Regions from separate parts of the Homo sapiens genome. Here region 2 is linked to region 1. Evidence: read pairs that join two places in POLR2A ChIA-PET (ENCODE). Cell type or tissue: A673. All regions are shown on one strand.

Region 1 (5,000 bases):
TGTTTTCTTGTATTCTTTCTCTCCTACATTCCATAAACTGCAAATATACCTGAGGATGAAGGTAACTGTTCCAGTCACCGCTGGCGGACAGAGCCTACAGACACAGGCTATGTAAACAACTGGATTAAATCTCACTGCATTAAGTATAGATTATTCCTGCTACAACATCAATTATCCTTCTTGGATACCACGACAATGAGTGCTATGAGTGAGGGGCCAAAAGACAACCAAGGCCACACATGGTGGCTCACGCTGTAATCCCAGCACTCTGGGAGGCCAAGGTAGGAGAATCACTTGAGCCTGGGCAACATGGTGAAACCCCATCTCTACAAAAAATACAAAAATTAGCTGGGCATAGTGGCATGCCCCTGTAGTCCTAGCTACTCAGGAGGCTGAAGTGGGAGAATCACCTTAACCCGGGGAGGTCAAGACTGCAGTGAGCTGTGATCATATCACTGCACTCCAGCCTGGGTGACAAAGTGAGGCCCTGTCTCAAAATACAGAAAGAAAAGAAAATCAATATTGGTTCAGAATCTACTACATGCCAGATACCTTGCTTTTCTACATATAATCTGATATGCTTCTCAAACAATTCTGTGAAGTATCACTATCATCTTTTATATACAAATAAACAGGGCCATGAAAGCCCACTAATTCATACGAATTCAAATCGTTGGTAAGGAGCAAAGAAGCCAGGCATTGCTGGTTCCAAAGCCAGGCTTATACCTCATTTCACAATATCCATTAATCAGAAATCCTAAGGAAAACAAGTTAAGACTTGGCCACTGGCTAGGCAAGACATGATTTTACCACTCCCTCTCGCTACTTCATCCTGCTTTTCCTCAGTTCCTGTTACAAATGACTTCTGGCACACAATTTTAGAAAACTTAAAACCCATTAAACTTACCTTTCCATAAGCAAACTAGCTAAAATAGATGGCCTATTACCAGAAACCTTCCAAGAATGCATTTGCGGACATAAGGGATGGAGGACTGGAAAGCAGAAGAAAATAAAGAGAAGACTAAAATAGTGATTGAGCCTTAAATACAAAAAAGGGGAGAGGGAGCTGGCACACAGACTCCTGTCAGTGGCCAGTCTTCAAAAGCAATAACGAATAGGAAACCAAGTTCACTTAACTGAGTGCCTATTACAAGCTGCTACTACTGGGCATATGATGAAGAAAACTCATATGGTTTCTGCCACCTGAAGAATTTATAAAACGGTGTTCTGAAGAAAATGGAAGGGAGGGACTCTAATTGCTAAGCTCCTTCTAGGGCTAAGTACTTTAAAAATAGTACCTTATTAAATGTAGTTCTATAAACAACTCTGTAAGAAAGGTATTATTATACTCTGAAGCATGTTAAGTAAGTTTCTCCACAAAAATTTGGGCTATATCAAAGCCTACAACCTTTTCACTAGTCCACTCCTTCTGGACAATTCTGAGTATGCTCAGCCTATTGAAAATAGTAGCTTCTCCAGGGCTGAATATATATAACATGATCTTTTCTAACAATGCTGACAATGAAGATGCCTCATTTCTAGGAAAGAAAATTATTCTAATACCTTTAGCATAAAATACTTCAGGAATTACAGATGAATTGGAAAGATAAAGTAACATGAAATACTAGTGGTGGCAATGAATATGGTTTACAAAATTAATTACTGCTACAATCCCAGAAACTTGGGGGGAGAGGAAGGGAGTGAAAAGACACTGCAAACAACTAAAGCAATATATATAGCAATAAAAAATAAAAATTAAACCCAGATATAAGACCCTTGTTTACATATGGAGTGAATACTTTAAGATCTTTTTTTTTTTTTTGCGACGAAGTCTCGCTCTTGTCCCCCAGGCTGGAGTGCAATGGCACAATCTTGGCTCACCACGACCTCCACCTCCCAGGTTCAAGTGATTCTCCTGCCTCAGCCTCCCGAGTAGCTGGGATTACAGGCACCTGCCACCACGCCTGGCTAATTTTTGTATTTTTAGTAGAGACGGGTTTCATCCTGTCGTCCAGGCTGGTCTCAAACTCCTGACCTCAAGTGATCCGCCCGCCTCAGCCTCCCAAAGTGCTTGGATTACAGGCGTAAGCCACCATGCTCGGCCTACTTTAAGATCTTTGAGATATCTATCAATCAGCTTAGAGCCAGGCTCAGTGGCTCACGCCTGTAATCCCAGCACTTTGGGAGGCTAAGGCGGGTGGATCATCTGAGGTCAGCAGTTCAAGACCAGCCTGATCAATATAGTGAAACCCTGTCTCTACTAAAAATACAAAATTAGCCAGGCATGGTGGCGCATGCCTGTAATCCCAGCTACTCGGGAGGCTGAGCAGGAGAATCGCTTGAACCCGGGAGGCGGAGGTTGCAGTGAGCTGAGATTGTGCCATTGTATTCCAGCCTGGTCAACAAGACTGAAACTCAGTCTCAAAAAAAAAAAAAAAAAAAAAAAAAAAAAAAAAAAAAAAAAAAAATCAGCTTAGGAGGAAATTATGTATTCAGACACAGTCACTTTAATACCACAGGGGTATATTCATGAGAGGACCTGATGCTTCCGGTTAGCTATAAATGGAGACTAGAAACCTGAGACACTGATGTGGCTCTGATCAAAAGGAACTTATTTGAGATACACTAGGGAGATTTATATCATTTTAAATGCTGCATGTGCCCTCAAAGTTTAAGGGTTTCCAGTGACTGACCCGATAGTACTGCTGTATGAATGGTATGTTTATTTACATCTTCCATAGTGAGTTCTAGTAATTCCCATTACTATCTCATCTTTCTTGCATTATTAACAATTAAAGTGATAAAACTGTAGTTTCATTCTGGAAAAGGGCATATGGAAGGATTAAAATATACTTTCATTTGAAAATGAACACCATTTGCTTCCTAAAAGTAAAATTAAAAAGCAGCAGCTTATTATTAAATCTGACTGCCCCATCCCCTCACCTCCCAACAAGTTCATTACCAGGCTATTACTTTAGTCAGTCTTCCTACGTTTGAGGACTCAGCTTTGGAAGGAATCCCAAAAGGCAGAGTAAAAGGTAAGAAATATTCAATTAATGCTTGGTATGGAAATACAAATAGTTTTAAAAATCCATATATTGCTCAATGAAAAATGAAGGATAGAAATACAACACCAAGGAAGGAAGCTTAAGAGAAAGATTTCACAGACTTGAAATCAAGTCAAGCTGTATCTTCGAATAAGTGGAGGAAACATGCTAGCAGTTACACCTAGAAAACAAGTAAAAGTGATCATGAAGACTAGGTTTTCTGCCTCTCTATTCCTTTCTTCTCAAACATCAAAGTTTCTAAAAAGAATTTTCTTAGAGTCTGTTAACAGAAAGAGATCTTTAGGCTGGGCATGGTGGCTCATGCCTGTAATCCCAGCACTTTGGGAAGTCTAGATGGGAGGATCACTTGAAGCCAGGAGTTTGAGATCAGTCTCTACAAATTTTTTTTTAAAAGTTAGCTGGGTATGGTGTCACACACCTATAGTCCCAGCTACTCAGGAAGCCATGGTGGGAAGACTGCTTGAGCCCAGGAGTTCAAGGCTGCAGTGAGCTATGATGGCAACACTGTACTCCAGCTTGGGTGACAGAGTGAGATTCTGTCTCTAAAATAAATAAATAAATAAACAAACAGACAAAAAGTTTTAAGAAGAGATCTAGAGTTGGAATTAGCAAAAATAAAATGGACTTCATTTAATACATGTCTAATGAATACCTGTAACTTGCCTATACTGTTCTAGGCTCTTATTATACAACGTGAACAAGAGACAGAAAAAACTGCCACCCTCACAAAGCTTTCACAGAATTGGTAGAAAATGTACCTACTTAACCTTTCTGAATCTTCATTTCATCTGTAAAGGTAGGGATCCAAACTATGTGTTTTTCAAACTGTGCTTAAAAACAACTGAACTTCTACTTCTATTTTAACCGCAACCACTTTGCTTTTTTCTGATTTCTCTATCAGGGATCTATATACAATATCCTTTGGAAAAACAAATCTTAAAAAACGTTTGTGGGCCAGGCACGGTGGCTCACGTCTGTAATCCGAGCACTCTGGGAGGCCGAGGCAGGTGGATCACAAGGTCAGGAGATGGAGACCATCCTGGCCAACATGGTGAAACTCCATCTCTACTAAAAATACAAAAATTACCCAGGAGTGGTGGTGTGCGCCTGTAGGCCCAGCTACTCAGCAGGCTGAGGCAGGAGAATCGCTTGAACCCAGGAGGTGGAGGTTGCAGTGAGCTGAGATCGTGCCACTGCACTCCAGCCTGGGCGACACAGCGAGACTCCGTCTCAAACAAACAAAAAAAGTTTGCCATTTGCTAACCACTTGTAAAAGAAAAAACAGGGCCCAGCCCAGTGGCTCACACCTATAATCGCAAGACTTTGGTAGGTCTAGCCAGGACGATCACTTGAGGCCAGGAGTTAGAGAACAGCCTGGGCAACATGGTGAGACTCAGTCTCTACAAAAATAAAAATAAAAATAATTAGCCAGGAGTGGTAGTGCATGCCTATAGTCCTAGCTACTTGGGAAGCTGAGGCAGGAGGATCACTTGAGCCCAGGAGGTTGAGGCTGCAGTTAGCTATGATGGAGTCACTGACTCCAGCCTGGGTGGCAGAGTGACACCCTGTCTCTAAAACAAACAATAAAAAACAAAAAACTTCTTTCACTCTACTCTCATTCTGCACAGACCACTTCTGTGACCAGATGTGTGAATTTTTGTTTTTATTTTTCCCCAACAGACACCAACTGGGGGTCCTCCAACTCAATTCAATTCTGACACTACCTACCTGAAGTTAGACTCGGATCCCACAGATTAAGGGTTCAGTCCCACAAGATGGCTCCCCACTTCAGATGCCTATCATAAGTATCACAAGTAGCAGGTTGCCATCTGTACTTCTGAGGAACCAGTTACAAACTGGAGTTTCTACTACCCCCTCCTTAGGTTCAATTACTTTGGTAGAAGGGCTTGTGGAAGTCAGGAAAACATTTAA
Region 2 (5,000 bases), 130 kb before region 1:
GCTTCTTGGGAGGCTGAGGCAGGAGAATAGCTTGAACCTGGGAAGTGGAGGCTGCAGTGAGCCGAGATTGCGCCACTGCAATCCAGCCTGAGCAACAGAGCGAAACTCTGTCTCAAAAAAAAAAAAAAAAAAAAAAATTCAACCCTTTTAATCATCTCCTACAAGAACTCTCACCATCTTAATCATCTTCTGAATGCACCTCCCTGTCCAGCTTTGTTAGTGTTCTTTGTAAAGTACTGCCCCAGTAACAAAACACAATGCCCTTGACTCAGTCTGACAATCAATGTGACAATCCCAATGTAATGAAATGGAACTGTTTCTTGCTGTAATCAGATGCTGCATTTCTCTTCAATTAGTTAGGAGCCATACTAGCTTCTAGAATCCATCATTCATGAGTGGATCAACGGAAACTTCCAGATCCTTTGTACACAACTACCAAGCCAGGACTCCCTCATCCTATACATACTTTTCTCCCCCATTAAGAGAAACAACCTTTTCCTAGCATTGCTAAATCGGTTTTGTTTCTACCACTCTTCCTTTTTTTTTTTTTTTGAGATGGAGTCTCACTCTGTCGCTCAGGCTGGAGTGTGGTGGCGCGATCTCCGCTCATTGCAAGCTCCACCTCCCAGGTTTACGCGGTTCTGCTGCCGCAGCCTCCCGAGTAGTGGGGACTACAGGTGCCCACCACCACGCGTGGCTAATTTTTTTGTATTTTTAGTAGAGATGGGGTTTCACAGTGTTAGCCAGGATGGTCCCTATCTCCTGACCACATGATCTGCCCACCTCGGCCTCCCAAAGTGCTGGGATTACAGGCGTGAGCCACCGTGCCCAATCTGTTCCTAATATTCTTAAAGCAATGGTTAATATGTGCTTACTAAGTGCAGATTAGTCTGGTGCAGTGTAGGATGAGAATAATAAGACTCCAGAAAAAGACAATTCCACAGGACCTACAATGATATTTTATGTTTTGACATTGCTGGGCACAGGTACAGTTTATAATATGTTTATATCAGTAATAATAATATTAAATACTTCCAATACTACATATATGTACATATTATAAATAGCACTTTGGACAACTCATTAATTGAAGCCTTACTAATATTCCACAGACAATACACAAGAGTGACTAGTTCAAGAAATATATAATGTAGCTATGGCAATCTAGCCATTTCATTATATAAAGCAATAATTATATTGTAGTAGTATGAAAAGCCATTGAAAATATATCTAATATCTCAAAGTTATGCATTTGAAACTGATCAATAGTGACATCCAAATCTGACAAATTAAAAAACCAAGTATATAAGTGACGTAATTAAGTAAATAACATGACTTCATTATATGAAGTCATGCTAATATAGTTATTAATCTCTTTCTAAATATACCCTGAACTAGAGTGAATTAGTGTCAGTTATGATATTATATACTAAGACACGTTTTATTCTGAGATACAGTTAGTTAACATCTTTCAACTATCCTAAATATCTAAGATTTCCAGTTTTTAGAACATATTTATAACAAGCTTGTCTATAAAATGCTACTAAATTAATGTACCAGATATGCATAATACTTTTAATAACTATTATTGCTCATTTAGCTATTAATCACCAGAATTCCTCTAAAGTAAGTCCTCCCTAAAACCATATCGTCAGCATCTTTTCTCAGCTATATTTATTTTCTTCCTTATCAGATGTTATTGCATAAACTTCAGTTCTGGCCTCAAATTCTAATTTAACCATTATAATGTATTTCTCTCTCTTCCTTAGTGTGTAAGTGTACAAGACTATATCCTTTTCTATTATGATACGCCTGGAGGGCGGCTTATAATGAACCCAATAAGGTGTCAAATGTTCCTGTTCTAGCTCAAATTACTTTTTAAGTTTTTCAGAGAGAAATAAAGTTTCCTTGTAAATATCTATTGCTGAGGAACACTTATAAGTGAGGCTCAATAGTGTCTTGGAAATTCAGTGACCCCCAAAACAAAACTACCCCGTTTCTGGACAAGGGGACTGTGGCAGATGTAGCTAAACATCTGCTAGAATCCATTCTTCCTCTTCCCACAGTAATCAACTTTTAGCTAGAATGTGGTTCCTGGCCAGGACTACATATCTCAGCCTTCTTGAAGCTAAATGTGACCATGTGACATATTCAATAAAATATTCAATGGAACACACACACAAGATATGTAACACTCCAGGCCTAGGCCATAACATCTTGCAAAACTGAAACATCCTCTGTGCACTTTTGACTTTGGAAGTCACATGTAGAGATGACAAAGGAACAGGTCAGCTTAGCTCCCTGAATGACTGTGTGGAGCAGAGCTACTGCTTGACCTGTAGAGCTCATCACAGAACCATTTCCTAAGAGGGAAAAAACTGGCTTTAACAATAGCCTGGCACGGTGGCTCATGCCTGTAATCCCTGCACTTTGGGAGGCCGAGGAGGGTGGATCACCTGAGGTCAGGAGCTGGAGACCAGGGCGACCAATATGGTGAAACCCCATCTCTACTAAAAATACAAAAATTAGCTGGGCAGGATGGCGTGTGCCTATAGTCCCAGCTACTCAGGAGGCTGAGACAGAAGACTTGCTTGAACCTGGGAGGCGGAGGTTGCAGTGAGCCAAGATCGCACCACTGCACCCCAGCCTGGGTGACAGAGTGAGACTCAGTCTCAAATAAATAAATAAATAAATAAATAAAGTTTAATCATTAGGTTTTTTTGTTTCAGCAGCACAGCTTACTCTGAACCAGAAAGATATATAAAATTCGTTTCTTAAAAAAACAGTTTGGGGAAGGAAAAAGAAGGAAAAACATACACACACTAAGTTCTAATGTTGGGCTAGATGAAAGATACCCATGGTTTAATGATTCTAAAGAGAAATAAACCTATTGGAATAAACACCTGTGCCAATGCACTGCCTTGAATGTTCCTTAGCCAAGCCTTTTCCTTTTCATCCATCATGTCACTTCTCTCATAGGAAATGCAACTCACTACTGACTCTGATTCTTCCCTTGACTTCAGACAGGAATTCATTATACATCTTAGTCCTAGCATTCCCATTCTCTTCCTTCTCTCATACTTGCCAGGCATTGTGGCCTCATGGTTAGTTATAAGGCTAACACAGAAAACTGCTGAAATCTCTACACATCTTTACATTCCTCCTGTTTTTCCATTGTATCCATTCCTGTTATTCCAGCTCCATGTACAATAACCATGACTTCGTAATTGGTCCTTATTAACGTACTTATCTCATCCCACTATACATATACGGTATTGCTACATCTAAATTAGTCCTCTAGCATAACATCTGTATTAGTACTTCCAAAATCTTGATATTGAGTCTACAGACCAGAAGCTGGCCAAAACTACAGCCTATGGGCCAAATCTTGTCTGTGGCCATTTCTGAAAATAAAGTTTATTGGAACACAACCATGCTTATTCATTTAGGTACTATTTATGGCTGCTTTTGCACTACAATGGCAAAGTTGAGTAGTTTGGACAGAGGCCAAAGGCCACCAACAGTGAAAATGTTTACTATTTGGACCTTTACAGGAAAAGTTTACCAATCTCTGACATAGACCAACATAATTTCTCATAAAGACAATGACAGCTATCTCCTTATACCTCATTCATTTAACACTAGGACAAGTACCTGTACTAGCAGAATAAGAAATACAAAGATATACATTCCCAAAGATATAAAAGATACAGCACCTGATCTTCGAGATTACAATGTACAGAGAAAGAGAAGGTACATGGGGGGATGCAGGCATGGTGGTAAGCTCAATACATAAAAAAGCCCTAATACAAGGGAGTACAGAAGTACCAAATGAGCAGTAAAATAAACACTATATGGAGATAGATGAAAGAAAGATGATTTTCATCTAGGTAATCAGGAAAGGCTCTATTTATGGAAGTAGTGATGTCAAAGATGGATTTTTAACCAGAAATAGTATGGGTGAGTGGCAGGCCAAGAGAGCATGAGACAAAATGTTATGCTCTATAACATGCATTACATGCCCTCTTCTATTTCAGGTTTAACCATGGATTACCATTCTCGGAACTTCTTTATATTGCTTCCTGACAGCCTCCAACAGCATTCATCTCACAATGTCTCAATCTATTTAGAAACTTTTGGTTGGCTGGTCAGCCACTGGAACAAGATAAGGCACAGGCAGAGCTGCTGTAACACAGAGACCTGGCCAGGAGCGGTGGCTCACACCTGTAATCCCAGCACTTTGGGAGGCCGAGGCAGGCCAATCACCTGAGGTCAGGGGTTCGAGACCAGCCTGGCCAACATGGGGAAACACCATCTCTACTAAAATACAAAAATTAGCCAGGTGTGGTGGCAGGCACCTGTAATCCCAGCTACTTGGGAGGCTGAGGCAGGAGAATCGTTTGAACCCGGGAGGCAGAGGGTGCAGTAAGCCAAAATCGCACCACTGCACTCCAGCCTGGGCAACAGAGTGAGACTCCATCTCAAAAAAAAAAAAAAAAAAAAAAAAGGGATAGCCAAGAAAATACTTATATGCCAGGCAGTCCTTCCAGAATTTATATTTTGTTAAATTTTGTTAATTATGCCCTTTAAAAATCCTGATATGAAAGTATATCTGAAATAAAACAATTAATCAAAATATGATTTAAGACTACTATTCATGGCCAGGCGCAGTGGCTAACGCCTGTAATCTCAGCACTTTGGGAGGCCGAGACGGGCGGATCACAAGGTCAGGAGATTGAGACCATCCTGGCTAACATGGTGAAACCCCGTCTCTACTAAAAATATAAAAAATTGGCCGGGCGTGGTGGCAGGCACCTGTAGTCCCAGCTACTCGGGAGGCTGAGGCAGGAGAATGGCGTGAACCCGGGAGGCGGAGCTTGCAGTGAGCCAAGATCGTGTCACTGCACTCCAGCCTGGGTGACAGAGCCAGACTCTGTCTCAAAAAGAAAAAAAAGACTACTGTTCACTTTTAATAGAAAATGTAATATGTATAAAGGTTC

What was found. Peaks named below come from ENCODE experiments on the same cell type or tissue, not always from the same donor. Only the 100,000 strongest peaks of a DNase experiment are listed, where the experiment ranks them.
Region 2: POLR2A ChIA-PET joins it to region 1 with 10 read pairs; 17 of 35 experiments call an interaction of 5 or more read pairs at or near these places.

What each region holds. Positions count from the first base shown.
Region 1 is chr4:109,436,943-109,441,942 of GRCh38, reverse strand. The region is part of intron 1 of SEC24B (SEC24 homolog B, COPII component); the gene reads right to left. Among named protein-coding and RNA genes, the nearest start is that of SEC24B-AS1, 5.6 kb to the right of the region's middle. In A673, no CTCF peak of the experiment used is centred here; no DNase peak of the experiment used is centred here; H3K27ac peaks cover 1,554 bases.
Region 2 is chr4:109,569,005-109,574,004 of GRCh38, reverse strand. The region is part of intron 1 of MCUB (mitochondrial calcium uniporter dominant negative subunit beta); the gene reads right to left. Among named protein-coding and RNA genes, the nearest start is that of MCUB, 11 kb to the right of the region's middle. In A673, no CTCF peak of the experiment used is centred here; no DNase peak of the experiment used is centred here.